4 separate regions of the Mus musculus genome follow, and all the other regions are linked to region 1. A link is a loop called in an ENCODE intact Hi-C map of the cell type or tissue named here. Cell type or tissue: heart. All regions are shown on one strand. Links, peaks and the distances in the headings refer to the core of each region. The heading gives the core; the rest is flanking DNA.

What was found. Peaks named below come from ENCODE experiments on the same cell type or tissue, not always from the same donor. Only the 100,000 strongest peaks of a DNase experiment are listed, where the experiment ranks them.
Region 2: it touches region 1 in a loop (3-fold over the local background); 13 of 42 quality-filtered maps call a loop at or near these places.
Region 3: it touches region 1 in a loop (1.9-fold over the local background); 2 of 42 quality-filtered maps call a loop at or near these places.
Region 4: it touches region 1 in a loop (3.0-fold over the local background); 16 of 42 quality-filtered maps call a loop at or near these places.

What each region holds. Positions count from the first base shown.
Region 1 is chr6:115,033,982-115,041,864 of GRCm38, forward strand. It overlaps Tamm41 (TAM41 mitochondrial translocator assembly and maintenance homolog), which reads right to left and starts at 3,893. Exons shown (of 8, transcript NM_026894.1): 1 at 3,669-3,893; 2 at 970-1,152. The coding sequence starts at 3,803. In heart, for the core only: a CTCF peak has its summit at 3,970; a DNase peak (open chromatin) is centred at 3,910; H3K4me3 peaks cover 1,425 bases; H3K27ac peaks cover 762 bases.
Region 2 is chr6:115,264,463-115,272,345 of GRCm38, forward strand. The region is part of intron 10 of Syn2 (synapsin II); the gene reads left to right. Among named protein-coding and RNA genes, the nearest start is that of Timp4, 16 kb to the left of the region's middle. In heart, for the core only: a CTCF peak has its summit at 3,632 (motif pointing left); DNase peaks (open chromatin) are centred at 3,619, 4,719, 5,299 and 5,749; H3K27ac peaks cover 489 bases; H3K27me3 peaks cover 4,632 bases.
Region 3 is chr6:114,857,321-114,865,203 of GRCm38, forward strand. It overlaps Atg7 (autophagy related 7), which reads left to right. Exons shown (of 19, transcript NM_028835.5): 19 at 1,671-3,284. The coding sequence ends at 1,703. Vgll4 (vestigial like family member 4) reads right to left here. Exons shown (of 5, transcript NM_177683.3): 3 at 6,564-6,759; 4 at 5,436-5,559; 5 at 3,308-5,116. The coding sequence ends at 4,845. Among named protein-coding and RNA genes, the nearest start is that of Vgll4, 61 kb to the right of the region's middle. In heart, for the core only: no CTCF peak of the experiment used is centred there; DNase peaks (open chromatin) are centred at 1,311, 3,951, 4,471 and 5,645; H3K27ac peaks cover 1,537 bases.
Region 4 is chr6:114,720,543-114,728,425 of GRCm38, forward strand. It overlaps Atg7 (autophagy related 7), which reads left to right. Exons shown (of 19, transcript NM_028835.5): 17 at 4,352-4,432. Among named protein-coding and RNA genes, the nearest start is that of Gm52917, 10 kb to the right of the region's middle. In heart, for the core only: a CTCF peak has its summit at 3,570; no DNase peak of the experiment used is centred there; H3K4me3 peaks cover 482 bases; H3K27ac peaks cover 2,116 bases.

The sequences.
Region 1 (7,883 bases), core at 1,140-6,139:
CACAGAGAAACCCTTGTCTCAAAAAAACAAACCAAAACCACACAACAAAACAAAAACAAAATAAGAAAAGTTAAGGAGTGACCTTAAGATGACAGACGGAGCACCGCACAGGCCCATAATCCTGTCCCTGCTCTTTACACGGCCTGGACCTTTGACCGATTGTAGGGTCATTACCTGGGGCTTGTCAAATATCCAGAACCTCGGGTTCCATCCCAGACCAACTGAATCTGGACCTGCATGTTAACAGGATCCCCAGGAGACTCACACACCTGTAAAGGTCAGACTGCCCTAAGCAAGCGGCATTAGTGTTGGCACAGGCAAACCCACAGGTCATCCCCGACCGACCCCATCTCCCACCGCCCCTCTGAGAAACCAGGATGCTTCATTTAGCTTGATTCCTCCCCATGCTGAGGGGATCAAATCCAGGACCCAGGTAAGTACAATATCGCTAAGCTGTATCACCAGTGCCTGACGTAAGACAATCTATTCTGAGGGGATCCAAATATCTTACCTGCCGTCTATGATGCAACTCTCAAATCCTATCTGCCTACGGACACCAAGAACTTCCCTCCCGTCATGTGACATCACATGCTCCCAGTCACCTGACACCCTCTTCACTTCCTGGTAGTACCTCTTAGATGACTCTATCCTGGGCACTCACTCTCTATCCTGGTCCTCAGTGGCCTTCTCCATACTTTCCAGACAGCAGCCCTCAAATGTGCATTCCTACCTAGGGCCCAGTCAAGCCGTGTGGCCAACAGATAACATAAAGTCCAATCATAGCCAGCCATGCTCTTGGATACCAGTTACAGTCAAGCACAGATGGAGACCCCAGGCCTGTCTATGCGGAGGTTTAAGAAAGATGGATGGGGTGAGGCTGTTTCCTAAGAACGTGGACATAATATTTCACTGGGATTCTACTGCCAAATTACAACCACTCAGTTAAGGCCAAGGCCTGAAGGCCCTTACCTTCCCGTCACACCTGATCAGGGGGTTGAAGTAGACTCCGGCACCGTAATTATTCTGGATGGAGGAGATGATCCTGGGCCCCAAGAGTTTGAGGAAGGAGTAGTGGCTCCAATTCTTCTTCAGGTTCATCGCGTGCCAGGCAACAGGGTCGTCTACTGTGAACACTAAGTCTAACATGGGATTCTGGGAAGTGAAGGAACAAAGAGTTCAGCACTACCACTTAAGAAAAACACTAGGAGAAAAAAATTAACAATTCCAAAGTGCTACAGTATTACCTTTCACGTCAGAAGGCCTAGGGCCGTCTGCCATTAGAAACCTGAGCAGGTCCCACAGAGCAACGCTAGTTTGCTTTTCATCCATATAAATAATGATGTCACACATTCACTTATCATGTGTTAGGTGCCAGCCCTCATCTGATCGCTTGACATACAATGAGTTAGTTTATCTCCAAAATGATCCCACCAGGCAAGTATACTATTCCAGTTGTATAGGAAGGAGAGGAAGAGCTGGGGAAAGCACTTTACCCAAGGCTACAGAGCCCGAGGAGACCCAAGAAGACCCAAGGGGACCCAAGGAGCGGTGGCTCAGTGGTTAAGAGCACTGGCTGCTCTTGCAGAGGACCTGGGCTTGATTCCCAGCATCCACATAGTGTTTCTCAAATGCCTTCTTCTGCCTTCTGTGGGCGCTAGGCATGCACGTGGCACACATACATTCACACAGATAAAACACTCACACACACAAGTATTTTAAAAATAGTTCAAAAATATTAAGAAAAAAAAAAGGCTGGTAGGTTTCAGGGCAGAGAACTCAAGAGCCCACCACTAAAGATAGACAAATTATGTCCAAGTAGATTCTACATAGGAACGCTTAACATACAAACTGCACTCAAATTAGTCAGGAGAATAAGGAGAAAGGATTTTTTCTTGGATGTGACATGTGTGAGTTCTGAGGAATGTAAGAGGGGGACACAGCATGGAGAAGAAACCCAGGAAGCGTGGAAAACGGCTGTCACGTTAGTGAAACTCTTCCCTGTTCTGGAGCCAGGCGTGTTCCAGAACCCGCCCCCTCCCCCAGTCTGATGCTGCTGTTAACAAAACATACTCATGCAGTACTAAATGAGATCAAGGCGACTTTCCACATTAAAGAACTTTCCAGAGGAGGGGAGCCCATTCAGGCACTAACGTCCTGGAAGAACACAACAGAATTGTTGGCATGAATGCAGAGAATGAAAAAGAAGAGGAAATAAGGGTCCTCTCTGGGAGAGATGTGTAGGTCAGCTCGGAGGAGAACCTCTTTGAAAACCTACAAGCTGTCTATCGGGAGGTTCAGGAATGCTGTTTCCCAGGCTGGTCTTAAACCATCGGTGATATTACTTAAGATTCGGAGGTAACATGGATAGTTTCATGTATGTACAGATATATGAAGCCATGTTTGCAGGTCAGAGGGCGCGGATTGTTGCTCCCACGCTCCATCTAATCTATTTCTGAGACAGGGTCTCTTACTGACCTGGAGCTTGCCAAGTATGCCGGGAGCCAGGAAGCCCCAGGGATCCACCGGTTTCTGTCTCCCTAAAGCTGGGATTACAAGTGGGTACACCACAATGCCTGACTGAAGGATGATTGTAAAAAAAAAAATGTATAATTATGATAATCTATATGAAGTAACTGGACAGCTCACAATTTCTCATATGCCCATGATCCATACTTTCCCATTTGTTAGAGAAAATCGGTAGGATGTAGAAGAAATTCAAGAAACACCAGGTGAATTTTAACTGGAAGAAAGACCTGGCCAGGAGCTAGACCCAGGATGCCCTACTGTACAGTGACTGAGACTCCGTACTCTGGAGTAACAAGCCTCAATCCTAACTAGATTCCTGTTCAATGTGCTGACCTGAATAAATGTGCTACCTGCCTGGGCCCTACACCCAGTCCATCAACTTCCTGAAGCCCACGGATCATTCCGTATTTTCTCCTTATCTTTCGATGGGATTTTCAAAGTTAGCTTCCAATTAGTCACCTGGGATGTTTTACACACTGCTAAAGTCCTAGGCCAATGAAATCAATCCCTGCAGACAAAACCAGTCTTTGTATTGCTAAAAAGCTATGGAAAACTCCAATGACAAAGGCTGAAAACACTTAAGTAGGACCTGCTACTTTGTTTTTTCCCCCTTCCCACTACATCTCTGCAATGCCACCACCTCTTCCTCATCACTCCCAACTTAGATTGGAGACAGACTACTCATGCCTCACTTATCCTATCAGCTCAGGCTGGTGATGGATCGGCATATAATAGCACTTGCTGCCAAACCAGATAAACTGAGTTCAACCTACCACGACCCACGTGGTGCAAGGAGAGAAACAACTCCCTCAAGTCGTCCTGTGACCTTCAAGTGTGCGCAGAAGTACAGGTGCGCTTGCTATATAATCACTAAGTAAATGTAAACATATAGATTTGCCTGGCGTGACAACACGAGCCTTTTAATTCCAGTACTGTGAGTTCGAGGGCAGCCTTCAGCCAACCCTGACCAGGGAAATCCAAATTCCGCTCACACCGAAGGACACTTTGCTAGGATGAACATTTCAACAATTGGCTCTTGGCGTGTCCGGGCTCCGCAGGAATGAAAGGCATGCGAGGAACGGCGAGGGCGAACAGGTGCCAGGCATGGGACTGGTCGGGGAACTAGGGGGCCTCCGACTCACCTCCTGGTGGGCACTGGGTCCTGCCTGGCGATACACCGCGGAGCCGTAGGCGAAGGCCAAACTCAGGTCCTCCGGGAAGTGAGCCAGGATCCTGCGCAGGCCCACGCCCGAGCTGTGCAGCGCCTGCAGCGCCATGGGCGGGCTGGCCCGCCGGTGGGACAGACGGTGCTGTGCCGACCCTGTGCTCGCAATTCCCGGTCGTGCGGACCGCGCTTCCGCCCGGTCCCGCCCCTCCACGCACGCGCGCTTCAGAGCGGGCAGCTGGCAACCTGCGGGGAGGCCGAGGCTCCGTAGCGCCCTCTAGCCGGCGGAGGAGCACATTACATGTCTATCCTGTGACAACCTGCTATAGAGCCTAGCAAATCCTTTGTAGCACTAAAACTACGAATGGTTATTAAACCATTTAATTAATTAAATCATCCTTATATTGATTTTCTTTTTGCTTTTTGTTTTTTTTTTTGAGATAGGGTTTCTCTGTGTATCCCTGTCTGTCCTGGACTAACTCTGTAGACCAGGCTGGCCTCAAAGCATTCAGACAGGGTTTCACTGTGCAACAGCCCTGGAATTTGCTATATAGACAAAGCTGGCCTCGAACTCACAGCCATCCACCTGCCTCTGTCTCCAAAGGGCTAAGATGAAAGCATGAACTACCTCATTCACAACCTTGTGGAGCTATCACCTCTAGTGCCAAGTTGTAGGAGCATTTGAAGATTTAGAAAAACAAAAGAAATGTAAAACATGCCGGCCCAGGGGATTGTGATTGCTAGAAACTGACTGTGGTTTCTTCATGTTAAAGGTCTTTTTCAAGTCTGATAATAAATAAATGTTCCATAAAAGGAAACATATTGTATAAATATTCCCTCACATTTGCATTCAATTTTAGAGTCAGAGAAGTCTTCTTGCCCCTTCAGGGATGGTGTCTTAGTCAGGGTTTCTATTCCTGCACAAACATCATGACCAAGAAGCAAGTTGGGGAGGAAAGGGTTTATTCAGCTTACATTTCCACATTGCTGCTCATCACCAAGGAAGTCAGGACTGGAGCTCAAGCAGGTCAGAAAGCAGGAGCTGATGCAGAGGCCATGGAGGGATGTTCTTTACTGGCTTGCTTCCCCTGGCTTGCTCAGTTTGCTCTCTTATAGAATACAAGACTACCAGCCCAGAGATGGTCTGACCAATAAGGGGCCTTTCCCCCTTGATCACTAATTGAGAAAATGCCTTACAGTTGGATCTCATGGAGGCATTTCCTCAACTGAAGCTCCTTTCTCTGTGATAACTCCAGCTGTGTCAAGTTGACACAAAACTAGCCAGTACAATTGACCCCTTGTCAACCTGATACACAAACACATCACTAGTAAGCCTCAACCCTTACATTCTTATTCATCCCCAAGATCTAAATAACTTTAAAAGTCCCACAGTCTTTACATATTCTTTTTTTTGGGGGGGGGCTTGTTTAAACACTTTATTCAGAGGCTTGGGGAAAGATGGTAGAACACGCTGTCTGCTGTCCTGCGCGGGGCAGACCTTAGAGCAGTCCCGGTCGCTAAGAGCGTCTTTACATATTCTTAAAATTTCAATCTCTTTAAAATATCCATCTCTTTTAAAATCCAAACTCTTTTTACAATTAAAAGTTTCTTAACTGTGGGATCCACTAAAATACTTCCTTCCTTCAAGAGGGAAAAATATCAGGGCACAGTCACAATCAAAAGCAAAAATTATCCAATGTCTGGGATCCAACTCACAATCTTCTGGGCTCCTCCAAGGGCTTGAGTCCTTCTTCAGCCCTGTCCTTTGTAGCACACAGCTTGTCTTCTAGGCTCCAGATGTCTGTACTCCACTGCTGCTACTGTTCTTGGTGGTCATTCATGGTACTGGCATCTCCAAAATGCTGCTGTCTTCTGCTGTAACTAGGCTTCACCAATAGCCTCTCATGGCTCTCTTCATGGTGCTAAGCTTCAACTCCTTTGCATGACCCCTTCAGTCCTGGGACATTAATTGCTACTGAGACTGCACCTTCACCAATGGCCTCTCACAGTGCCAAGCCTCAGCTGCTCTTTATGACCACTTCATGCCTTCAAAACCAGTACTACCTGGGTAACTCTTACACATTACCAAGTCCTGATGCAGCAAGAGGTACAACTTTGGCTATCTCTGGAACACAGCTTCTTTGGGCTTTCAGAAAACACTTCCCAGAAGATATCATCTCAATGATGCTGGTCCCTCTTAATCACTGCTAATTTCTTAGCTCCAGCTAACCAGCACCAATAGTCCCAGTAATGCCAAGTTTTCTTTCACCTTAATAGTTCTGGTATCTTGTTAATCACAGCTGATTCTTCAGCCCCAGCTAACCAGAACCACAGAATTGTCACAATCCAAAATAGCAATGGCCCTGAAAAGAGTCTTTAATTTTCCCTCTGAAATTTCACAAGCCAGACCTCCATTTTCTGCATTATTCTCAACATTATCTCCCAAGCTCCTACACAACATCTCACAGAGCTCTTAACACCGAATGGATCTTCTGTCCCAAAGTTCCAAAGTCCTTCCACAGTCCTCCCCAAAACATGGTCAAGTTGTCACAGGAAGACCCCACTTCTGGTACCAATTTGTCTTAGTCAGGGTTTCTATTCCTGCACAAACATCATGACCAAGAAGCAAGTTGGGGAGGAAAGGGTTTATTCAGCTTACATTTCCACATTGCTGCTCATCACCAAGGAAGTCAGGACTGGAGCTCAAGCAGGTCAGAAAGCAGGAGCTGATGCAGAGGCCATGGAGGGATGTTCTTTACTGGCTTGCTTCCCCTGGCTTGCTAGCCTGCTCTCTTATAGAATCCAAGACTGCCAGCCCAGAGATGGTCCCACCCACAAGGGCCCTCCCACCCTTGATCACTAATTGAGAAAATGCCTTACAGCTGGATCTCATGGAGGCATTTCCTCAACTGAAGCTCCTTTCTCTGTGATAACTCCAGCCTGTGTCAAGTTGACACAAAACTAGCCAGTACAGATGGTATCACAAGGGCCTTTAATTCCCATGCCTTTTCTGGAGAAAATGGGATCCTGAGGTAGAAGATATCATAGAGTTCTTTACACAGTGAGAGAAACCTGCTCAAGATGGCAGGAGCCTTCAGGAGATGGCTGAGCTCCAGACTCTTTCAAGCTGTGCTTTCTTCTCTAAGGTGCACTGCCTCTCAAACATCAACACCGCCACCTGCAGTCCCAGCTCCTCGTGGGGCTAAGGCAGGAGGGTGGCGAGTTCTAGGCAAGCTTTAGCAAGTTTGAGGTTGGACTGGGATACTCTGAAAGTTCCTGCTCTAAAACAGCAGCAGCAGCAACAACAAACTGTTTGGGCTGGGTGGTGTGCCTCAGTGGTTAGGGCTGGGTGCTGTGCCTCAGTAGTTAGGGCTGGGTGGTGTGGTTCAGTGCTAGGGAGATTGCCTAGCACACACAAAGACCTGGGTTCCATCCCAACACAGCAAATGACAACATACCATGGCTGCAGCTGTGGCTCAATGATAAGTTTCCAGCACCCACAAGGTGGCTCACAACCATCTGTAATTCCAGTTCCAGAAGATCTGATGCCCTCTTCTGAGCTCCAAGGGCACCAGGCATGCAGGTGACATACATACATACATGCAGGTGATCCCTCATACACATAAAATAAAATTTGTTTTTAAATCTTTTTTGTTGTTGTTGTTTTGGGTGGGTTTTTTTGTTTTTGTTTTTGTTTTGTTTTGTTTTGTTTTGTTGGTTTTTTGAGACAGGGTTTCTCTGTATAGCCCTGGTTGGCCTGGAACTCACACTGTAGATCAGCTGGCCTTGAACTCAGAAATCCTCCTGCCTCTGCCTCCCGAGTGCTGAGATTACAGGCGTGTGCCACCACTGCCCAGCTTTGTTTTTAAATCTCAAAACAACAATCAACATCTGACTAAGGGACCGGGGAGAGGGTCCTGCTAGAAAAGTGCTTAATGTGTGCCAGCCTGAAGACCTCAGCTTGGATCACCAGAACCATGTAAAGCTAGGTGTGGTGGCCCAAGTGTGTAATCCCCAGACTCCTGTGGTGAGATGGGTGGCAGAAACAGAATAGCTTGAGGGTTGTCTAGCTCATGGTACATACTGGAGGACACTAAGAGACCCTGTCTCAAACCTACATTGGAGGTTGTCCTCTGACCGTTATATGTGTGCTGTGGTACTTCTGCATGCATGAGTATGTACACACAGACAA
Region 2 (7,883 bases), core at 1,155-6,154, 230 kb after region 1:
CAGTCAGGTTCAGCTTTACTGGAAAATCTACATAAACCTCTGTAGAACATTAGGCTCAGGAGCTCTGTAACAATCCAAAGGATAGATAAGACCTCAGACTTGAAGTTCTGAGTCCATGAGGGAGATATCTCATTTTTCATAAATATCTCCATGATTCTCTCCACTAAGCTTTTATATATTAGGGTAGTAGGAATGTTAACAGTGAATCAAAGAACTGAGTCTTAGTGAACTTTCCCCGTAAACATCTGTGTGACTTTGTGAGGAATCACTTTCCTTTAATGAAGCGTAGGTTTTGCCATTTTTGTTAGAATTCTCTTAGAAACTTATCCTTCAAAATTTAACTTGAAAGAGTTATAGGGATAGAAATAGAAATAGAATAGTGTAGAGTGTCCATTTTGAAATGAACATCAAGTGTGAATTGTAAACCTGAATCTGTTGGCTTTCTGACCTTGGAAAAGGTTCATAGCAACAGTTAAGATAAGGTAACCATGGCCCATATCCCTAGAGTTTTATGAGAATTAAGAGAAAAAGAAAAAGCCCTCAGATAAGGCAGAACAACATGAAGCACCGGGAAGGACGCATAGGCAAGAAGTACGGTCTGGATTTGGATCCCACAGTCTGAGGCTTGGAGAAGCATTGGCATGTTGTGTGGAGATGAGCGAGTACCATCCAAGACTGCACTGCACTCACGAGCAAGCCAGCAGCCTTCTAGAAATCCCTCAGTGAGAACGAATAAAGGGCTGAAAGTTTATACCTGGCAGGGAAAATCAGGCTGGGTTATTTAGGGTAGAGGCTAATTACCCTAAACACTTGAGCATTGCAGAATTGTAGATAGAAACATTGATATTCAGGGGAATGAACCTGAATTGCCAAAAGATTTGTTATTTTTAGTCAGTAGTATATATACCTTTTAAGGTAGGTAAAAACATGATGTACAATAAATATTTTCACCAAACTTTTCACCCAAATTGATTAAATTGAAATAATGTGGCAGTTGATAAGTTAAGCCCCTTTCTGGGTCTGTTTATTCCTCTCTTGTGGGCAATCCAATCTAAGTATCTTTTGTGCTCTAAAATTTTCTCTGGAGCCAGGCCCAGTGGCATATGCCTTTAATCACAGCAATGGAGAGGCAGAGGCAGGCAGATCTCTGCTAGTATATAAATTGAATGCCAGACCAACCAGATCTCTACAGTGAGACATAAATAATTTGGGGGGAAGGAGTGGAATATTTCCATCCTCATCGATTGTACAGAAAATGGGAGCTTCTGGGTGACAGAGGTTGGCTCTCACTCTCTGGGATGTCCAAGTTGAGGGTGGCATTGTGCAGTGTCACACCATCTATTACTGCTGGTGAGCATTTCCCTTTTTCTGACATCTGGCTCTGGCAAATTACTTAGTGGTTAAATTTTATAATTTTGTAAATGTAATGAAATCAAGATGTTTGTGTCCCAGTATTCCTTCCAGATCCTAGAATGCCTCTGTAAATAGTTAATGATAACCAGTTAATCACATTGCAGGCTTAATTTCAGCACAGGAACCCTAAGGGGACAACACCCAAATCATATCCAAACCATAATATTCCCCCTTTTAAAAACAAACAATAAGTATTTTCAGTGTAAGCATCTCAGCAGAGCACACTGGCAACCAGGATACTCCCCTGTTATGACACACCCTCCCTCCCAGCCTCTCCAGACTGTTTCCTCACTTGTAAAATGGAGTTAAATGGGTGATTTCTGGATCCCATCCAATACCAGGGTCACCTGCAGTTGGCCAGACCACAAAGTCTGAGGGCATAGTCCTGCACAATGTCTCACTAAGGCCTAGTTAACTTTAATAGAGGACATTACGCAGTAAGACCATCTTCCCTTCTGACATCAACTGAAAGTTCTGGAATTCTAATAGAACTCTGCAGGCATCCAGGAACTCACTGAAAATTATACTCACAGTCACTGCATGTTGTGGAAAACAATTCTGATCAAAACCAAGCCACAGGAAAATGCATAGTGAAGAATCTGAGAAGGTCTAAAAGCAAGCTTCTGTTGCCCCTGGAGTATATCTCTTTCCCTGCATCCATTGGTAATATCTCAGGGATATCACCAATCAGAAGGGTCACCTGAGCGTCACTGTTCAGAGTCATTGCTGGGAATTCATTACCTAAGCCTAACTGATCCGATTGAGCTATCCACACATCCCTCCCACCCTAGATGGCAAACTGATACATGCGGTCTAAGGGGTCCACTGTGAATCACACAGTTCTTGCTTTTCCACCAACACCCTTTGCCTAAATTTCCCCAGGCTGTTTACATAGGTTCTCACTTACCTTTCGCCCACGTGCCCTCTTACATTTTGTGTTCCTGTCGTAGCAATGCCGATCTCAATGGCCTATGCCTCTCTTGTAGCCTCTCCCTAAAATGATTTCCCTCTTTTGTTTTTGGCACGGCTCACTGTTTTGGTAAAGAAACTTTCACCACAGTATAACTAACATTCTTCAATCATCCAAAGATGCCGCCTGCTCAGCAGCTGCTGCCTCTCCTCCTGGAGTTGTGGTTTTCTACTTTCTATCAGGAGAGATTGTTCTTCCCTCTTTGTTTGTTCTTCACTCCTGCCAGGATGCAAGCTCTTTGTAAACAGGAATCTGCTCATCATTTCATCTAAAGGGCTTAGAAAGCATCCAGAATCTAGCAGCCACTGACTATAGTCACACAGGGCTCTCCAGGTGGGATCTCATGTGACTTCATCAGTACAGTGCAGGCCTAGACAAACTAAGAGGCCATCACTAGGCGATGTGATTTCATGAGCCCACCAGCATATATGTGGCCAATCATTGACCTAAATATTGTTATGCAGCACATGACTGAACATCACAGGTGCTCTAAAAAAGGTGGTTGAGAGCAGTTTGCCCAAGTTGCACTCTGTTGTCTGTAGAAAAGGTAAACTACAATAACAAATATAAATCTAATTTTAATACCTCTGCATTTAGGAATAGTTTACCTTTGTCATTTATAATGACCTGTTACTGAATTCCTATCCTAACTTGCTTTTCTTATGCTACCTCTGCCCCTGTAGGTGACACAGAACATGACTGATGATGTGTCCCCATTTGTAATCAGCACCTTTGATGGCCCTCTCATCCTATTTGGGATTAATGTCAGGATCCTAAGGGACCCTTGGTAGCATGCAAACAGAAGAGCTATAAATCAAGAATCATTGCCTGGGTCCCAGCCTACATGTCACATCTCCTGCCAAACCCCTGCATGTGTCATGTATGCCACTCCTCACCCAAGCCACTCTTGTTAGCTTCATTTGTGACCATGCAACCACAGGCTGAATGAGAAAGAACTTACAGCTTGAATCACATAGCCCCATGATTTGCTCTTTGCCCAGTAATATAGAAGAGGACCAGGACAGAACTGTGACTTGGAAAACATAAGCTAGCTAACCACTGTGCATCCTCCCAAGAGTCAGGGAGGCATTGACCACATCACCAAAAGCAGAGCGAGCGGTCAACAACAAAGCTCCATTTGGCTGTCAATGACTAGGTCTCAGCCTGGCTGGAATATTAACCTCCAGGCTGTCCCATGCAATGAAACCTCTACAGTGGTATGCTGTTCTCAGGGTGGCAGTGACACCTTGTGGCCAATGATTGCAGAGCCTCTGTGGTTCATACTTAGCCTTTTGCCTGGTACCCCTGCTGTCCCATCCCCCAAACATACTCAGTCATTTAGAGTAGAAACTTGCTTACTGCTTCCATCTCTAGGGCTTAGGAAAAACCTAGTACCCAGGACCACTGACTATGTCAAGAACAGCTTGACAATTGAGAAACCCCTGAGAAGTGTGAGATGAATCACCAGGATCTGAGACAGGCCTGAAGCTGGGGCTGCGGAGAGCTGGAGCTGCTTCCTAGACTCCCACCTTCAGGTGGCCAGAATTTCAGGTGCTGATTCAGTGAATCTGGTCCTGGTCTTTCTCTGGCACCCCATTGTTATATATTTTACCAGCTCCCTGTTTGGCTTGTGGATGAGGTCCATAGAGACCAAGTTTAAGACCAGGCCTTGGGAAGCATTGACCTGCATTGATGTGCATCTGGGAAAAAGTGAAGCTCGCTCTCTCTCTCTCACTGCCTGAACTGATCAGAAAACACACTGAATGTTGCTTCTAGTCCAAGGGTGGTAATATAACAGGATGGATTCCAACTGAGAGGAGAGGCCAGGATGTTGGGGCTTGTGGCTCATCTACTTTATGGACAAAAGTAAGAGAGCTGTGGCAACAGAGGATGTAGTTCAGCTGGCAGAGTACTTGTATACCACGACTCAAGCGTGCGTGCCTTGGGATCAGTCTCCAGCATAGGCATAAGCCAGGTGTGGTGGCTCCCTTGTAATCTCAGCCTTCTTTCGGTGGAGATATATGAATCAAAAGCTCTGGGTCATCCTTCACTATACAGCAGATTTGATGTTAGCTTAGTATACATGGACCTCTGTCTCAGACCAAACAACATAAGCTAAAGGAGCTTCAGTTGACTACCAGCTGTTTCCAGAAGGCTATGACTCAATGTCTTTAGCTTTCTGATGCCGTCACGGATTAGAAATGGTCCCAGAGGCAAATCTGCTGGAAGACAGGCTTTGACCTTGTATTAAGGAATCAACTCGCCGATACTGAGAGCAGCAACTGCTGCTCGGGACCATGTGACTGTCACATTAATGTTCAGATTTCAGCAGGATAAGCTACTTACTGGGTGGGGAGGTGGTGACAGGATGGGTGGGGGCTGATGAGGCAAGTAGCTCTCAGAACCTTCCAGAACTAGAGTACTGTGCTCCAGGCTGAGTGTAACCACCAGACCTGGGAGAGGTAGTGGGAAAAACTTAGAATAAAAGGACTGGGGTGGGAGGTGTTGGAGCAATGGCTCAGTGCTTAGGAGCACTGGCTGCTCTGGCAGAGGGCCCCCTCTAGTTCCTAGCTCACAGCTATCTGCAAGGATTAAAGATACTTTTCTCTAACTTCTGTGGGCCCCAAGCATGCACACGGCACCCATACATATATGTAGGCAAACACTCATACATATATGATAAATTTTTCTGTGAACTTGTACAAGGAGACCAAGATGAGAGGGGATCTCTTCACTCTGAGAACAGCCTCCAGGGCTGGACGATTAGGGAGAGGCACAACCATCCCTTCAATCCCATATCAGGACTGTTTCACTTGTTCTAAGAGGTAAAGTTAGGACAAACCAAGGCCTTCCTGCTTCCCACAGCAGGCCCGGCTTGAGAGAACGTGTTCCCCAGTGAGTAGAAGCTGAGAACTCCAGGAGATTGGGGGCAGGTTCAGATAAAGCCACCAGTGACTAGATCCCTTAACGAACTATTAAGAGAAACCAGTTATTTTGGGATTGTCTTTACTTTCATGGACATCTTTAATCACTCAAAACTGACATTCTGACCTAGGGTGACCTGATCCTCAGAGCCCCCATAGGACTTGTGGCCCCCACGGACCATTTCTGGTGTCCTCAGGTTATGGAAGGGCCACTATCCAGGCAGTGGTCTTTGCCCAAGAGTAATTCCCCTGGGAAGGAAGGGGCATCATCTCATTCCTGGATACCTTTTATACCCTTGCAGAGGAAGGAAAGGGGCAGTGGCAACTGAAAGGTCTCAAGGTGCTGAAAACATACTGTCCCCTTTGCTCTACAACCTCCTGACCACATTCCTTCCTGCTGCTTCATTCTCCCTGGAGTACTGGACCGGGGAAGCAAGGCCTGGGGGAGCTGATCAGAATAGTTCTGTGGCGTGGCCAGCAAGGAGCTTGGCCTGGCCCCTTTCCTGGGGCCAGACCCTGGGACCCTTTCCCAATTTCCTGTCTCAGATATGCTGAGCAAGCACAGGCCTTCCTCCTGGTGGGGGCAGCTGGTGTTAAGCCAACAATTCTCAAAAGTTGAGTCACTCAATGTCTTTCCTTCCTCAGCTTTCCATCCTGTTGGGGCCTCACTTAGATAGGAGCTCCTCTGCCAGTCTGTCTAACAAAAGCCACAGGGTGGGAAATTAGATGTACCTTCAGCAAAACCCCCATAGATCCTCATGGGCTACGTTTCTCTCTCAGGCCAGTGATCTGCAATTGAGTGGATCTTGCCCAAACTAAGGCAGTGATGTATAGAGAGAAGGCATGGTCTAACCCAACCCCAAATCCCCCACACAAGAACTACCCTCCGTGTGCACAAGATGACAGGAAACTAGTTAGCAATATCTTTTCCATTGATACATGTAGTTCTCACACTGTAGATTTACTCTTATTTAAACAAAAACAATGGCGTTACCATATATTATTCACTGGCTAGGACTTTATAGTTTATAAAGCTCATTTGATGTTTTTAAGCCTCAAAACTCTTATGTGAGATATGGAGGTTGTAATTCTTTATGTGTTGACATATCAGGAAAGACAATGAAGATGACCTATCCAGAGTCACCTGGCTGCTAAGAAGAGCTGGACCATCTGACCCCCAGCTCAGAAGGGTCTGTGTAATACCATGCACCGGGGCTTTTTGGTATGCCTGTGAGGGGGAAGGAAAGAAAGGGAAACCTGGGCACTCGTGGTGCCGTATGAGGAAACTTGCTCTCCTCCATTGATAGCCAGATGCTTGACCTGTCACTTCACCAGCTGCTTCATGGGACATTCATCTCTTCTGCCCCCCAGCCCCTTTGATTGCTAAAGCCCCACAGACCCAGCAGAGCAGGATATTAATTAGCCTACCAAACCTCTATGGGCGGCAGCTTGCTCTCCTCACCGAGGAGTCCCTCAAACCCTATGCCTTCGGGATATCTCTGTTCAGGCCCAGCAGCCCTGGGGCTTTTCTTGCCTCAAGACTGCACTGCTATCTCTTACCTCTGTCATCCAAAGAACTCAAATGCACAAAGAATTAGTGGAAGCCTAGAGACGAAGGAGCCAGCAGAACTCATCTGCCTGTGACAACTTGCATCCCCTATATAGTATCTCTGGCCAGAGTTTTTCTAGGTGCTAGTTGAAGAGTTCTCACAGTGGGACAGTCAGTGTTACCTAGGCTACCACTGACATGATTGACACTAACTCTGGTGCTGCCAGGGTCACATCATCGTTTAATCCTTGTAGTCTGACCATTTGGGGAAGCCAAGATGCAGAGATGTAACTTGTCAAATCTCATAAAGAAAGTGTTTCCAGTCTCTCAACCCCTATCTCTTCACAGACCCTACCAATGGACCCCTCCAAAGAGGTGCCCAGCGTGGTGACTGCTTTCTAAGGAGGCTTGACCAAGCAAGAAGGGAGGGCTCCCCTCCCCCATTAAGACACAAATGCACCTTCAGCCACATTAGTTTAGGCAGTGGTATCAGACTGACAGCCACTTGCAGTCTTTCCATAAGCTCGGTTTCACGGGGCTTTGTTTTGTAGGCAGTTAAAAGGCTCTTTTCCTCCTCCCTGTGTGTGTGCAGCTGGCCACGGGAGCTGGACTAAACATTCTTACCTGTTTGAGTCAACCAGCTTCCTGAGAGAAACTCTGCTGCTCAGGCTGACCACGAGGTCCTGCCTTGGGCTGGCTATATGCCAAATTTTGGCAGTGACGCCAGAGTGGCCAGACTTCTGTGGAATTCAGCATCCCAGGAGGCTCTTGGTGACTGGAGACAGATCCCGTGGTAGCCAAACCCCACAGGGAATAAGCCCTCAGCCCCTAGCAGACAGCAGGCTTGTGGGAGGAGCCAGAGTGTCTCAGCCTGGCAAGGGACAGTCCTAGGGGACTCTCCTCCTGGCTTCCTCAGCCCCTGAGAAGTCTTCCATCCCCAGCCTCAGTGGAACCAGGGACAGGAGAAACTCTTCAGGCGCCATCAAGGGTAGCCAAGGCACATTCCCAGGCTCTGGCCTCTCTCCCC
Region 3 (7,883 bases), core at 1,175-6,174, 180 kb before region 1:
GGTCTGGAAAATCCCAATGGTTTCACAGTAAACCCTTTGGGTGGCTTGAAGGAGCCTCTTTACGGCCCAGACAGTGCCAGCAGCAAGAGTCCCACCTGGTCAACCTTCAAGCTAAGCATCTGGTTCAGGAGCAAGCACTCTAACCATGACAGGCTCTCCCTGCCCATCCAGAGGCTGGGCAGAAGATTCCAGAGTTTTCCTTCCTTCCTTTTGTTCTGATACCTCCTCCCACAGTCCCCCCTCCCCCCTCAGCGTTCCCTTCCTCCACGCTAGCTACCCAAGCCTTTCCTACATAAGGTCTCTCCAGTTTGGCTATGTGATCTCAGGCAAACTTTTACTTCTCTGAGCTGTTTCCCCGCTTACCCCACTGGCAGGAGTGAGACAGAATAGGATTATTAGCTCCAGGTCTGCACACAGCCTGTGTCATAGGTGCAGATGTGCTTATTGAATATGTATGAGTATGGAGTATGAGTAGCTGAATTATGCTGCAACTTGGATGGCTCTGTCTCAGACTGTCTTCAGATCCAAAAGACCAGGTCAAGGGCCGCTTACAGCAAAGCCACCTAACCCATGAGCCCAGGTTCCAGTCTGGTGGGGGTCTAGGACCAGAGAGACAGTGCCCCACAGGACAGGTGGCAATTTTTTTTCCTCTGAGGCAAGGTGTAGAAATGGAGGGACAGTATGAGGGACACTGCCACCCTTGCAGGAGAGAAGTCACTTTCTGGGTTGCTTTCCACATCCATGACAGCCAGCATTGCTATGAACGTAACTTGGCCAGACCTATCACCTCCTCCCAACAAGCTGTTCTTTCCCTTAGCTCTGCAAGGGCTGAGGCACCCTTGTGCAACCCATTCCAGGAATTTTGGAAGGCTCTGAAGGCATAGCTCTCTAGGGGCCCTAAGCTGCTTAGGGCACCAGAGTCTTAGGACCTGCTATGCTGTGTTGACCTCAGGCCACCTCAACGTAGGATTTTTGCCAAGAGTTACTGGGACAGAGGACTGGCCTAAAGAGCTACCTCCTTCTCAGGGTGTTACAAGAGTGGGTTCCCTCTCCAGTTTATAACCCAGGGCTCCCCAGAGACACACACTAAGGGACAGAGGGAAGGTCTGGTAGTCTCTGGTCTGTAATCCTGCCTAGGTGACCTGGGGTTGCTGGAGAAGGGCTGTTCTAAGTGACAGCCAGCTCCCTTGCCCCAGAGTGTTGTTGGCACCTGGCATAAAGTTCAGTGTAGACAGTAAGGCAGCACAGGATGGCAAGTGCTCTCCTGCCAGGTCCCTGAGAGCTCCCGCCCTCTCTAGCTCAGCTTCTCCAGCACAGGGTACAGCTGGGCAAGCTGACTGGGCCAGTGGTACATGCTACAAGTCAGGGGCTGGCTGGGTCCACCAAGGATGTGGCAGAGGATGCAGGGAGGGGCTGACTGGCTGGTGCTCCCTGTTCACATTCAGTTCTCCCACTGGCTTTGAGGCCTGGTGAAAGGAAGAAACTCGAGATTTGACCCATTGTACAAGAGACAGGGTATATCAGTCCTCCCCCATGTTGGGAGGCATACGCAGTGCCTGTGGGAGTGTATACCTCTGTTATCATAGCAACTGTAGTTGGGAAATGTCATCTGTGGGCATCGTGGGGCAGCAGAATCCCTCAGTTGAGTATCTGCCTTTTTTTCCACACAGATCTGGGACATGAGTGACGAGGAGACTGTCTGAAGCAAGCAACCACAGCTCAGGAGTACCTGGCCCTCAGCGCAGGACTGGACCGCAGGACTGGTGATCTGGGCCCTGCCACCTCCCTGGTCCTGATCTCCACATCTCCAAGGACGAGGGTGTACCCTCTGCCACCCAGTTGCACCCTTTCCTGTGCCATCTCACCAGCTCTGAACTCAATAATAACCTTGGCATTGCCACTGATCTGGGGCTCAGGTCCTTCCATGTGCACTAATCTCCCCCCCCCCACACACACACTGTTGCTGAAGGACACCCCAGGACCCAACATAGATCAGACAAGGCTGTGCTAGGAGCCTCACCGGTAGGGCACCTGCTCTGGGCCCTGGGTAGCAGTGAGTGCTGAGTTTGTAGCCTCAAGTGTTCAAGTGGCACACCAAGCCACCCTCCCCCAGCTGTGGGCATGCTGTGTGCCACCCTGTTCCAGGGATGGGAGAAGCTCCTGCCACAGCCCTGTACTGAAAAGCAGGGAAGAGCTCTGTAGGATGGGTGTGTCCAGCTGGGCCTAGTCAGGTGCCCTCACTCACGGGGTTGCTCCTGGGGCAAGGCTTGTCTTCCTCTTCACTCTGGGTGGGCCCTTGGCAGCTGTGGCCACCCATCCTAAATAGATGAGCTGCTCCCCTCCCACACCTGTGCACCTTCACTGGGGTCTCAGGTCCAGAACAGAAGCCCATGCACGGCTGGCTTAGCAGGTCTCAGGAAGGGAGACTAGAGAGGACCTTGGCCTAACACAGATGCTGCAACAAGCGGCCCTACCATCTGTGCAAGGCTCCCCACAAGTAGCCAGGCCTACCTGGGCACAGGGCCCCACAGCCCACATGCCACCCTAGGAGTCAAGAGCCACACAGCCTCGGTTTAAGAGCACTTTATTATTGTTCTTAAGGCTACTTTTAAGTACAAAAAAAAAAAAAAAAAAAAAAAAAAAAAGATGGCCTGCCAAACCTTTTTTTTTTTCTTCTTCCAGGAAAAAAAAACAGGCCACAGAAAATGGTATATTACAGATTTACAAACACAGAGGGGTCAGCACACACATAGATGGCTTGGTTCTGGGGAGGTCGCAAGCTCCTGCCCAAGCGGGCTGGCAGGCTCCTCAGCTGACAAATGAGGTATCCCACTCCAGGGCACGGCCTATTCCAGATAGGTCAGCGCACCAGGGACCCAGCCACCCGCACTGCCATCCCCCCCTCCCCCAACAGCGACGACCCGCTCACTGACGGGTATCTGAGGCCCGTTGCCCACAGAGCCAGTCCGCGGTGCGGTTGTTTTCCTGTGACAACCTCAGTAGCCTGTAGAATAACAAACTAGTGGCTATTAATGCGGACGCAGTGTTGTCATGGAGTAACTGTGTACCTGCACGATTACAGACACACCTACGACAAAAAAGATCAACTTTTTTCCCCCAAACAACAACAACAAAAAAATGAATGATTATGATAGGAAAGGGAAAATTAAATAGCTACATATCATTAACAAATTAATTGTTCTTCAAAAAATACCTACAAATTTCTCTGTACATTCTTTACGCACAGCGTAATGATGGTCTTTAAAATTACCTATATAAAAAAAGTGTTCTGAACAATTCTTTTTTTCCTACAGAAAATATAGGGGCCTGAATGCCAAGCTTGGAAGCCCAGGAGAGTGGGTGAACCTTGTGCGGGGCAGGAGGAGGGCTGTCCATGTTTGTAAAGGCCAGTAGCCACCCTGTGACCACGAGGATCAGTCCCCACCTTCCCACCCGTGCAGGTTTCCCAAGTTCGACAGCTAACCTGTTTCCTCCTACTAAAAGTCAGCCCCATGATTCCCTGTGCAGGAGTCCATAATGCCTTGTGGGGGAGGAGCTCCTAGCCAGGTGATGCCCTCAGGTGGGCCAGGCCAGGGGACAGAAACACTCAAGGCTGGGAGAAACAGCAGCTGTCGGGCATCCCTAGCCGTGTCTGTCCTGCTGGCTCCTAATGTCTAGTTAGTAGCTATTAATAGTGCAGGAATAACTGTATAGTCAGAGGAATGTGTACAGCCTTGGCCCCAGCATAGGAGGACATGCACGCAGCCCCACGCTGCAGGCTGTCAGGCACCGGATGTTTGGCCAGGAGTTGGAAAGGAGCAGTCTGTGTATCAAGGAGCCTAAAGACATGAACTCCAAGTCCCCAGCCCAGGATGCAGAAAATGAGCAGCAATGGGCTTCCCCAGCCTGCCACACCCACTGGCTGTGCGCTCCTCTCTGGAGTAAAGTGAGCGTTGACTCATCCCAGAAGCACAGCTGTACCAGCAGTGAATGTATCAGGGCTGAAACTGATGACGCAGGCTAATGCTGACAAGAGGCCAGACAAGAAGCCAGGCAGTGCTACAGTCTGGGCTTAGTCAATAGAAACCAGCTATTTTTTTTTCTTTTGAGACATGCACCATGTCAGAAGCACTACGGAGTCCTCCAGCCTTGTCCCCGGCCTCACAGACTGCAGTGCTCAGAGAAGGGAAATGCCCATGGTCAGGGGGAGTCTGCAGTCCAGCTGTGAGCACCTCAAGCCTAGAGAAAGACCTAGAACCTGCTAGAGACCCTCTAAGTTCAGCAACAATGCAAGCACACATGGTCAGAAGTATTCCCTAGCAGTTTGCCCTCAGTACTGGCATCTCAGACAGCTGCCCAGCAGGCAGCTCTGCCCTCCGTAGTGCAAATCAGGACAGTTGTCTTCAGGCAGACACATGCAAATGCAGACTGAGCCAGGCTCAGGTGGAAGCCAAGCTGTGCATACCCGGCCACAGAAGCTAAGAGCACAAAGCGTCCGGATCCCCATGTCGTCATGGCTTGTGACTGAGAAAGGGCGGCAGGGTCCCGGCTGCCAGGTGGCAGACCTGCAGAGGTTTCTTTGGTAACCGGGGCAGGGAGCAAGGATGCTCTGCTGGACTTAATGCTCCGTGCTGTTCTGTTGCCACACTGAGGCCCCTTGTATGAACACCAAGCAAGTATAAAACAGAGCAGAACAGAAGTCCAGACAACATGGTTTTGCGAATAAACCACCCACCCACCCTCCCCCCAGGATTTTTTTTTTCTTTCTGTTTTTTTAAGCACTGACTGTTCAAAGCTCAGGCAAACCATGCAGATTCCTGTGTGGTCGAAGGGTGGTTCCCCCTTCAGGAGACCACAGAGGGGGAGTGACTATGGCTGACCATGTGGGCAGTGGGGCTGGCTGGCTGGCCCCTGCGTGAGGCTGACTCCGGGCTGCTGGATGCGCTGTCCTTGGCTGCTTTGATCTGAAGCCATGTGTCACCTAGTGCTTTGGCAAAGTGGTCATCCACTGAGCCAGTGATGGACACCGAGTTAGGCGCCGGCTCTGGCTCCTTGTAGTTCTTGCCCAGGCTCCGACGGAAGTGCTCTTCCACCACAGGGTCACAGGTGGCAGTTGCTGCAAAGGAGGGGACAGAGGACAGATAGCTGCATCAGTGGGTCCGGGACCCAGTCAGTGATACTTAACCACACCATTAAAGGGTAAAGCCCAAGAGTCTCTGTGGCACTAAATAACAATGGTGGATCCTGGAGCCCAGAGGGGCCAGGGACAGAGGTCCTTTTCTCTATGCCTCCTGAATCATGGCCAACTCAAGGTGCACACGTGCTCTAAAACAGTGTTTTAAAACTCACCACTAAGTAAATTTTAGGAAGAGAGGTTACAGCCTATAGCTTAATCCAGGGTTCCCACATGTCTCAGGCTATGGGGGAAAACTTACCACTGGGTGGTCTCCGGTAGCTGGCAGACCCAGGCGCAGAACAGCCACTGTGTGCGATGGGACAGTGAGAGAGGTTGCAGTTGCGGGCACCCGCGGATGCACAGGTAATCACAGAGGGCCGGTTCTGTGGGAGGGAGAACAGGTCAACTCCTCATCTACTGAGCGGAGCTGCCAGCGAGCCCAGCTCTCAGGCCAGGGACCTTCCCTGTTCCTCGGGCCCTCTGTGCTACACAACAGCAGGTCGAGAGGGGGAGACTAGACTGGGGTGGGGTCCCCTTCTCCAGCACCTGCAGGTGAGCCCCAACACACAGCATCTCCTAATGGCCAGGCCCCACCCTCCCCTGTTAGTGTGTACAAACACTGACCAGAAACCTAGGAATCACAGGCCCAGAGGCTCAGAGTCCATCAAGGGTCACACAGGGGACAGAAACACTCCACCCCACAGAAACACTCCACCCCACCCCTCCCTCTCATGCTGCCTGTGTGCTTTTAAAGTCTCTTACTACAGTCTTTGTTAGAAACCTTACCCTTTTGTTGTCTCTGGGGCTTTTTATGTGGGGCTGAAGCCTCGCACACTAGGCAAGTGCCCATGTCCTCAGTCTCCCTCTACCTATCTTGCTCTTTGTAAGTCAAGGCCTTATGAAGTTGCCTCAAACTTGTAATCCTCCTGCCTCAGCCTTCCAAGTACCTGAGATTATATGCCTATACTATTAGGCCTGGCCTTGTTTTTTAAATAGCATTAATTTCATTTTCCTCTAGTAGAAGTAATAGCAATAACAACAATGGCCTGCCTTACTCACAGGTTTATGACCACTAACTTTATAGGACCCAAGCCCCCAGCAACGCTCTGACATTTAACTTAGGCCTTATGAAATCATATGGGGGAAGGGCCGGCCTCTCAAGAGGATTGCTACACTGACCCCGAGGAACACAGTGCCAGGGAAGATGGGCATCCAAGCCAGGGCCAGGCACTCATCCAGATCAACCCTGCACTGTGCAGAGAGGAAGCCAAAGGAGTGAGGGTACCAACATCCCCTCACTTCAGGACTTCTGCTCGGGGTTCTCCATGGAGCTCTTAGTCCCCAACATCCAGCCTGATATGGCCACCTCCAGATGACATATACATACCTGCTGCCGCTCCACAGCTGACCTGCCTGTGTCACTGCTGTTCTTAGTCAGGGCAAGAGGCTGCTCCATGAGGCTGGGGAGAGATGCGTACAGGTGGCCACCATGCAAGCTCACGGCGGGGGCTGCAGCCCGTTCAATGGGACTGCGGCTCCGCTCCCGGGGATCTCTGCGGCAGTCTCCGTTGACAGTCTTATTCCTGAAAGACAGGGTCATGCTCAGAGGGGGGTGACGGGCAAAGGGGGCCCTGGGGAGGAGCCATGTGCTTTCTCCTAGGTGTTTCCATGACATTCCTACACTAACGCTAAGGGCAGGACCAACAGGTGAGTTGAGGAACCACGCCCTGAGTATAGGAGAGGCACCTGCGGGCGAAGCTGGCTTTGTGGCCTCCCTCCTTTCCTGCAGGCAGATGCTGCTGCCTGCCTACACACGAGATCTACTTCATGGTCAGCTTGGGCACAGTTGGTCATTGAAGGGTGGGAATGACCCAGAGAAATGGTGCAATCCTATAAGCCAGCTCTGGAGAGGGACCACAGTGATGTTTGCTCCTAAGCAGCAGAGGCCATTTCTACCTCTGTCCAGAGAGGACACTGATGACCAGTGTGATGGCTCTGCTTCTCGGTGTGTAAGATGGCAGCCAGTGGGCAGCACTTGTACCCAGAAGCCACAGCATCAGACAAGCAGAGGACAGCAGCTCCCTGGAGCTGTGCATGCCGGCACTGAATGTGGCAAATGCCCCATGGACCACAGGCCAGCTGCTCAATGCTGCCGCCGCTACACGGGCCTGTGGAGAGTGTCAATACAGCTATGGCGTGAGAGCCCGCAAGGCCCAGCTAACACAAGGTGTTCCAAGCTCAGCTCTGTCCTCCCTCCAGCCACTTATTCTAGAACCCCTTGGGGATTCTAGAATCCCTTCGAGTCTGTCCCTCTAACTGCCAGAGCTGAGTTGTTCAACTTTAAAATTGAAAGGAAAGTGGAAGATGGTTCCCAAGACTTCTGGACGTTCTAGGTTATTCTCTAAGCCCCTGCTTGGCCTGTTCTTTGCCATCAGGGAAGCAGGTCATGTGCCTATGGGCAAAAGGCAGCCATGCCTGCCTGCTGGGCCAGCCAAATGCAACACCACCAAAGGTCATACCACACACGTGACAGCCACACCTTTTATTAGTGACCACTTAACTTTCTTTTTTTTTTTTTTTTTTTTTTTTTTAAAGATTTATTTTATTGATTATATGTAAGTACACTGTAGCTGTCTTCAGACACTCCAGAAGAGGGAGTCAGATCTCGTTAGGGATGGTTATGAGCCACCATGTGGTTGCTGGGATT
Region 4 (7,883 bases), core at 1,656-6,655, 310 kb before region 1:
TTGCCTGTATAGGCTCTGACAGTGACTTACAGGGCAGGAGCCAAGGAAGCTTAGGTAGCTCTCGTCCAGGGCCCTCCAAATGCAGTAGCAGCAAGGAAACATATTTCAGGCGTATCTTTTCTTCTGGGCAGGAGGGCACATAGCTCTGTGCTAGAATGTAGCAATCACAAGGCCCTGGGATTAGCATCAAGAACCAGAAATGATTAAAGGAAAACTGTTAGTTTTCAGCTAAACTGGACACTTAAGCTGATGATTATTTGCGGGTATAGGACGTGCAGGAACTTTTCATTCTGATCTTGTTGAAACTACCAAATATATAAACTGTTTCTAAATTAGCATTTCTGAGGCATAATTTACAGTTGAAATAAGTCGACTTTAATAAGTGTTGGCAAAAACCTGCACTGCTACTCACCTCCACAGAGGAGACTTGGTGTTTCTGTCCCCCCAGCTGTTCCTTTGTGCTGATGTCCTCTATAGTCCAACCTCAGCCCGCAGCAGCTACACATCAGATTTTTGTATGGGCAGCTTTCACAGTGCCTCTCCTTAGTGCTTTCACCTCTGAAAGGGGAGAGTGGGGACTGTAAAGATAGCCTAGTGGTTAAGAGCACACATTACTGTTGCAGAGGACCCACATTTAGTTCCCAGTATCCAAGTCCGAAATCTCACAACTGTCAGCCCCCAGGATCCTAGCACCTCTCTCAGTGGGCACTGCACACATGAGCACACATACCACACACTTTAAATAAAATAAGTCTTGAAACACATAAAAGGGCCTAGAACAGAATCTTTGACACTTTACAGACCTTTTTAATTTAAATATTTGGCCCATAAGGTGGAATAGTGGTGTTCTTTCCTAGAAAATGTGGGAAGGATTCTAATCTGGGGTAGATGTTTACTTTCTTGGACTGTGAGATGATGCCTGGCCTCTGTGAAGGATAGCTAAGGATAGTGCTGAACTGTTGGCAGCAGCCTCTGCTCCATTCATTTTATGCATTCCTGTCAGGCTGAGGGATAGGAGTTGACCATACACGTAAGACATCATTTGTAGACTCTCAGTTTTTCATGGTCTATAGCCCTGCTGTATGGGAATACTGCAGAGCTTGTTCTTAACTTCGAGCTCTCACATACGTGGCCAACTGATGACATGTGCTGGAGAAGGTGTTTTCCAGCAGGTAGCTGGGTATGAGGGCTCACCCTTCTTATCCCAGTATTGGGAGAAGGGTGACTGTAGTATAAGGCAAGCCTGAGCTACAGAGTGAGTCCTTTTGTCAAAAATAAACAAACATCTGTGGCATGACTGAATTTGCACTTGCAAAAGAAGGATTTTAGACTCTTCATGCCATGAATAAAGATTAGCCATGGGACTGGTTTGAGATGGCTTGACTCCTGGGGTACACCTGTGTTGCTGTTGGCCTTTGTTTCTCTCTCTGTCTCTCTCTCTGTCTCTCTGTCTGTCTCTCTCTCTCTCTCTCTCTCTCTCTCTCCCTCCCCTCCCCTCCGCTCCCCTCCCCTCCCCTCCCCTCCCCTCCCCCCCTCTCCTCTCCTCTCTTTTTCAGCTTCTTAACTAGTTTTACTCTCTCCCTTCCCTCTAGTTCTGGTCCCAACCTCTGTTCCTAAGTTTAGCAGCCGCCGTTCCTACAGAACAGAAATGACAACAGAAGCTCCATGTGCCACCACGGAATAGAGACAGCTGTGCGGGCCGCTTTCAACAGCATTTAGTGGGAATGTGTTAGCTCCAATTGCTTTAAAAGACCTCAGTATGAAAGTAGCTTAGGTGTGTGTGAGGCACACTGTGAACAGAGCATGCATGCATCTTATCTTTTGATCATATGTATTTACCATGTAGGAGTCAGTTCTCTCCTTCTAACACATGGATTCCAGGGACCCAACCCAGGCTCTGCAGGCCATGAGGAGCAAGCCAGTAAGCAGCACCCATCCTTGGCGTTAGCTTCTGCCTCCAGGTTGCTGCCCTCACTGCTTTGGATGATGGACTGTGTTGTGGAACTGTGGTGATGTGAGCCCTTTCCTCCCCAGCTTGCTTTGGTCATCACAGCAGTAGTCACCCTCACTGAGACAGTATGTTTTTGCTCTGGGATTGAAGGGGCTCTAGAAATGGCCTGTAGGCTTTCTCGAGATTGGGTGTGCTGGAAGTGAGAATACACTTCCCATCAGGCTGTGGGTTGCAACCCAGCAAATGGAGACCTCTGTGAACAGCATCAGGCTTTGTGTTCATCTGAACTTAGCTGTTCATTCAAAATGGCTCTGAGTAAAGAGAGTTGAGAGGGTTGTGTCCCTTTTTCTATTTACCTGACATGATGGGGCCCTGGAGAAACTGTGTACCTGTAGGCCCATCGTGACAGAGACAAGCAGGTCCCAAGAGCTTGCTGGCCAGCCTTCCTGCTGTTGTAAAGTGATAGGGTGGAGAATGATGGACACCTGATCTCTGGCCTCTGCATGCCTGTGCTTAATCATGGACCCTGCGGGGGTGGGGAGGGGCACTGTTTAAATGAGGTGATTGAAGTTAATGGGAGAGGCTGTGCTCGGCAAGTCTAAGACACTGGGTCTGATCTCTGGCTCTAAAAGAGGAAAGCAGAGGAAAATTATGAAGACATAAAAGAGAATGCTGTTACCTAAAAAGAGGGTGCCGGGGAGCCAGGTGCCATCTGGCTATGGAGGTCCACCTGCTGATTGATACCAGCCTAGACAAATGTGAGAAGGAATGATTGTTGAGGACAAAGTCTCCATGAGATTAGCCTGTGGGCAAGCCTGTAGGGTATTTTCTTTTCTTTCTTTTTTTTGTTTTTGTTTTTTGTTTTTTGATGTTTTTTGTTGTTGTTGTTTTTGTTTGTTTGTTTTTGAGACAGGGTTTCTCTGTATAGCTCTGGCTGTCCTGGAACTCACTTTGTAGACCAGGCTGGCCTCGAACTCAGAAATCCACCTGTCTCTGCCTCCTAATGGGTGATTGATGTGGGTGGAGGGTGTGGCAGGTGGCTTGAGGTTCTATAAGTAAGCAAGCCACGATGAACAAGGCATATTCTTTATTATTCCTCCGTGATCTCTGCTTCAGTTCCTGCCTCCAGTTCCTGCCCTGACTTCTTTTGGTGATCAACTGTGATGTGGAAATGTAAACTGAAATGAACCTTTCCTCCCCCAAATTCTTTTGGTTATGGTGTTTCTCACAGTAATAGGAAACTGCGATGCCACCGTTAGTCATGGTGACCACGACAGCAGTATGAACCTGAGACAGGCCCCACTAGAAACCAGATTTTATTTCCTCCTGCCCACCCATGCCAGGCTGCTTCACCTGATCATACGTTTCATGACCTTAAAACTGGGAGTTCTGGCATCAAATAAATGAACTTTCAAGATTCATGTTATCTTGCTTACTGCGGATGCTGGCTTCTGTGGAAATGATCAAGGCTTTACTATTACAAGTTTTATAAATGCTATGTTCCTGGTACATACAAGGGGGAGCAGCGCTCCATCACCACTCAGCCGTGGTGGGTGGAACCCACGAGCTGCTCTAAAAGTGGATTTATTGGTTGCAATCAGATGTTTCTGCTCAAGGTGGTGCTGTTTCCCCATCAATGCTGTGACTGCGTGTTTTTATTTCCGCGGGGTCTGCATTCAGCAGCTAGTCAGTGTGCCTACCTTTGCCTTTTGTTATTCCCAAGTTGTCTGCCCTTGAGAAGCCACCACAGAGTTGTGGAAATGCACACTTACCCGGCCTCTGTATTTCCATAAGAGAAGCGAGTCAGAGCAACCTAGAAGTCTGAGTTTTGTTCTGTTTTGTAATGCTGGGGTGGAACCCCGGCCTCCTACATGCCAGACAAGCAACCTGCCATTGGACTACACCTTAGCTCTCAGGCATTTCTTAAAACAGTACTTTCTGTTTGTTTTGTTCTTCATACAAGGTCTCCTGTAGCCCAGACTGCCCTTAGGCTTGCTATGTAGCCAAGGATGGCTTTGGACTCCTGATCCTCACCACCATGCCCGGGCGTATGCCGTGTTGGTGATGGAGCAGAGCCTGGTGTATGCTAGCCAGGGATCCTACCGACTAAAACCCACCCCAACCCCGAGACAGTGCTTGAGGTCTTCCACCTTGCTTTTTATGTTTTAAAGTAAATGTGCTTTTAGGTCTCAAACATTTAAAGATCATGTACATCGTGGGAATAAAGAGTCAGAATAGTTCTCTCAAACCTATCACCGTATGGGGAGGAACTTACATTCACAGAATCGCCTGTGTCAGGACCCATAATAACCATTTCTTCCTCCTTGTCACCCACAGACATGCATCATTATAGCTGTGTTTATCCCTGACCTAATGAGTAATTGTTCTGTTTGGTTTTAGATCCGGGGTTTTCTGTCACGGTTCGATAATGTTCTTCCTGTCAGCCTGGCATTTGATAAATGTACAGCCTGTTCACCCAAAGTAAGTCATTTTACCTCTGAGCAATTTAACCTCATCCTAACCCACTCGGGCCAGTGGGGTGGTGCGTGCATGCGTGCGTGAGTAGAGGAAGGGAGCCCGGTAGGCTTGGTCCTGCTGCTGTTGATCTGCATTCATCCACAGAAGCCAGCTTGGGAAATCTCAGGTCCTAGTGTGCAGAGAGCCTGAGCTAGCTGCTGGGTCAGCTCTTGCTGTACAGTACTTTCAGTTTGGTCATAAAGCTCTCCTGAGTGTCTCGGTCCCCGCCTGAGGGGTTCCTTCCTCGCATCTACTCAGCAGTGCAGCTTCTTATGCTTTCCCCAGAAGGTGGGGGTTTCAGGCAGGCCCAGCTGTGTTTTGGAGATGTTCCTAATGCAAAGGAACAGCAAGCAGAGATGAGGGGCCTGGATTGGGAGGCCGGAACAAGGCCCCTTCCTCTTTGATCTTTCCAGCAGCTCTAAAAATAGAGCAGGGCTGTTGTCCACTGTAATGGGAACCGGCTGATGTATCTCAAAACGACATGGCATCTCAGTTTTTAATAGGCTCTGAGTTATTCTCGCATGTGTACTGTACGTGACAGCTGATTCCCTTTGGATGTCCCTTTAAGCCAGTGCTTCTCAACCTTCCTAATGCTGCGACTCTTTAGGACAGTTCCTCATGTTATGGTGACCGCAACCATAAAATTATTTTTGTCACTACTTCATAACTATAATTTTTCTACTGCTATGAATCATGATGTAAATATCTGATACACAACCCCTGTGAAAGGGTCGTTCCTCTCCGAAAGAGGTCACAACCCTCTGGTTGAGAGCCACCACTTTAAGCCTTCAACCTCCCCATCTCCAGCTCCTACTTGGGGTGCTATGCAGAGTAGCTTATGGGGGTCACTCATCCCAAGATGGCGTTTCTCAGAGGTCTGAGGTTTCCCTGCTATGCCTCCTGCAATGGGCAGAGCTGAGGGAATTGAATTCTAGGAAAAGTCTACTTAGAGTGGCTTCTGTCCTGACCTGTTTACCTAACAGTGGAATCTGGGATAGATAAGCCACAGTAATGGATTTGGTTAAATCTAGGCACTCCCGAGTGGAGAGTGGTTTGTTTTCCTTTCTGCTCTGAGAGTAAACTAAGCCTGCTTTATTGTTGGGCATCTCAAGTGCCTGGTTGAGATTGAAACCTTATAATTTGTGGGTAGATGACCTCTGAGCCCATTCTTCTTGCTGTTTCTCAAGGTATCCTGTATCCTCTTTGGCAGGACCCTGAGGGTGGTAATGTGCACATCTGTTTGCAGGGACAGGGTCTCAGGGCTGTGTGCTCCTTAGTGGAAATGTCTGTCTGTCTGTCTGTCTGTCTGTCTGTCTGTCTGTCTTTTCATTGTACGGCTGAACTAATTGCTCTCCAAATAACTTGGCTGGATTATTTTCAAACTGAAATCCTTTGGTGCCCATGCCAGAAGTGTCTCTGTGGCTTTATGTAGGTCTAGCTCATCAATGAAATGAAGATAATTGGGTTCTCAGAGAAATGTGAGCATTTGCTTTCCTGCTCTGTTTCTAATTAAATCAGCCCATAAGATGCTGTCTGTCTATAAAGAAGCCCAAGGGTACCTCAGGCTGCCCCTCTTTTTTCTTTAAGAAAGAATAGCTTTTTGTATTTTTGTCCTCCCTCCTTGGAAGCATGAGATTAAACACAGGTATGGTGTCTTTGTTACCAGAGTTATTTCCTGTCAGTGGCCATTCAGAGTCCTGCGTTACACAAACTTGCCAGGCGAGTTAATACAACCTGATGTGGATTTTCACAGCTGCACTGTCCCACAGCGATCACTTTTCATGTGGTCTGGATATTGGGTTTCCTTTGTGCCGAGAAGGCTGCACCTCTTTCCAGGAGAAGCCCCTCATTTACTTTCTTGGCCCCCCTCCCTGCCATCTGCATCATCTGTTCTCCGAGCGTTGATTCTTCGAAATGACAATTCCAATTAAGCGGAATCGCTCGCTCTATGAGAGCTTGCTTAACGCTTACTCAGCAGGATGTTTTTTATACTGAGTCATGTCTGAGTTGCTGCTGTTTGAATCAAAATTCTTTGGAGCTAAAAGCAAGTTCTACAAATTTTTCCTTTGATATTCATGAAGTCATTTTTTTAAAAATTTTTCCTCAGTCTTAGGAATTTCATACATGTATACAATGACACATTAGCATATCTTTCTGTTTCTTCTCTTCAACTCCCCTTAAACCATCCTCCAACACAGCCTTTCCCTACCACATGCCCCCACCCTTAACCTACTTAGTCCCACTACACTTTCTGCATGTACATGGATGTGGGGAAGGACTTGGGAAATCCTCTATCAAGGCCACACATTCAAGAGAGAATAATTCTCCCTCCCCCAGAAGCTATCAGCTGCCAGTAGCTTTCCAGGAAGAGATGGGGGCCTGGGTCATACCTCAACCATCTGGGCTGGAATTTTGACTGGATTTGTCTTACCTAGGACTCCTGCAGGTAGCCATAGTTTCTCCGAGTTCATGAGTGCGCCAAAATGTCAAGTCCAGAACTTTGAATTTTAGGACTCTCCTCAGCTCCAGCTCTTTTGTGCCTCCTGCCTTCTGTCTTCTCCAGCCATTGTGGAGGTGGTAGTGGTGTTTAGAAGCCCGTCCCACTGAGGACCAAGCCTCTGTCTCTTGTTCCCATGAGGTGATGTTTTCCTTTGTTGGTTTCCAGTATCCATCCCCCTTCACTCCCACCCCAAAGAGAGGCTCACTCTACTCCTGCTTGGTTTAGCTTCAAATATAGGAAGGGGCCGGGGGAGCAGGACACTCAGGGTAGTGAGTCTTCTCTTTATTAAACGTTGATGCTGGTGGTATAGCCCCATCATGTTGCCAGAGTTGAAGAAGACATGGGTCTCCGCACTCATGTCTGGGAAGGTGGCATCATTGTCCCTCTCAGCATGTCCTAGCCTGTTTGCTCTCAGCCTGGGACAGAGCTGGTGAGCTGTTGCATTCACACATGTGCAGGGAGATGGGGATGCTGAGGGGTTTCTTCATCTTGCAGAGCCTCCTCAGACAGTGGCACCCACTGTCAGAACATGAAGAGGCCTTTTTCACACACGTAAGAGTTACTTTTCCATTCTACAGTGTGGTAAACTTCTGGCAGGCCAACAGGTGCGATTGTGAGCCAGAAATCTAGAAAAGCTATCCCAGAATGCATTGAGGCAATTTATTAACAACCATCTGTCTCTTAATTTCTTTCTCTCTTATTTCTAATTAAGTTTTTTTTTTTTTAGTAACTATGTATTTTGGTACAGTTTTAAAAAGATTTATATTTAAATTAAATGTGTGGTAATAGGGGAGTGTAGAGCCTACAGGAGCCAGAAGTCTCAGGTCCCCTGGAACTTCAGTTTCAAGCAGTTGTGAGCAGTTGGATGTGCATGCAGGGAACTGAACTTGGGGCCTCTGCAAGCACAGGCAGTGG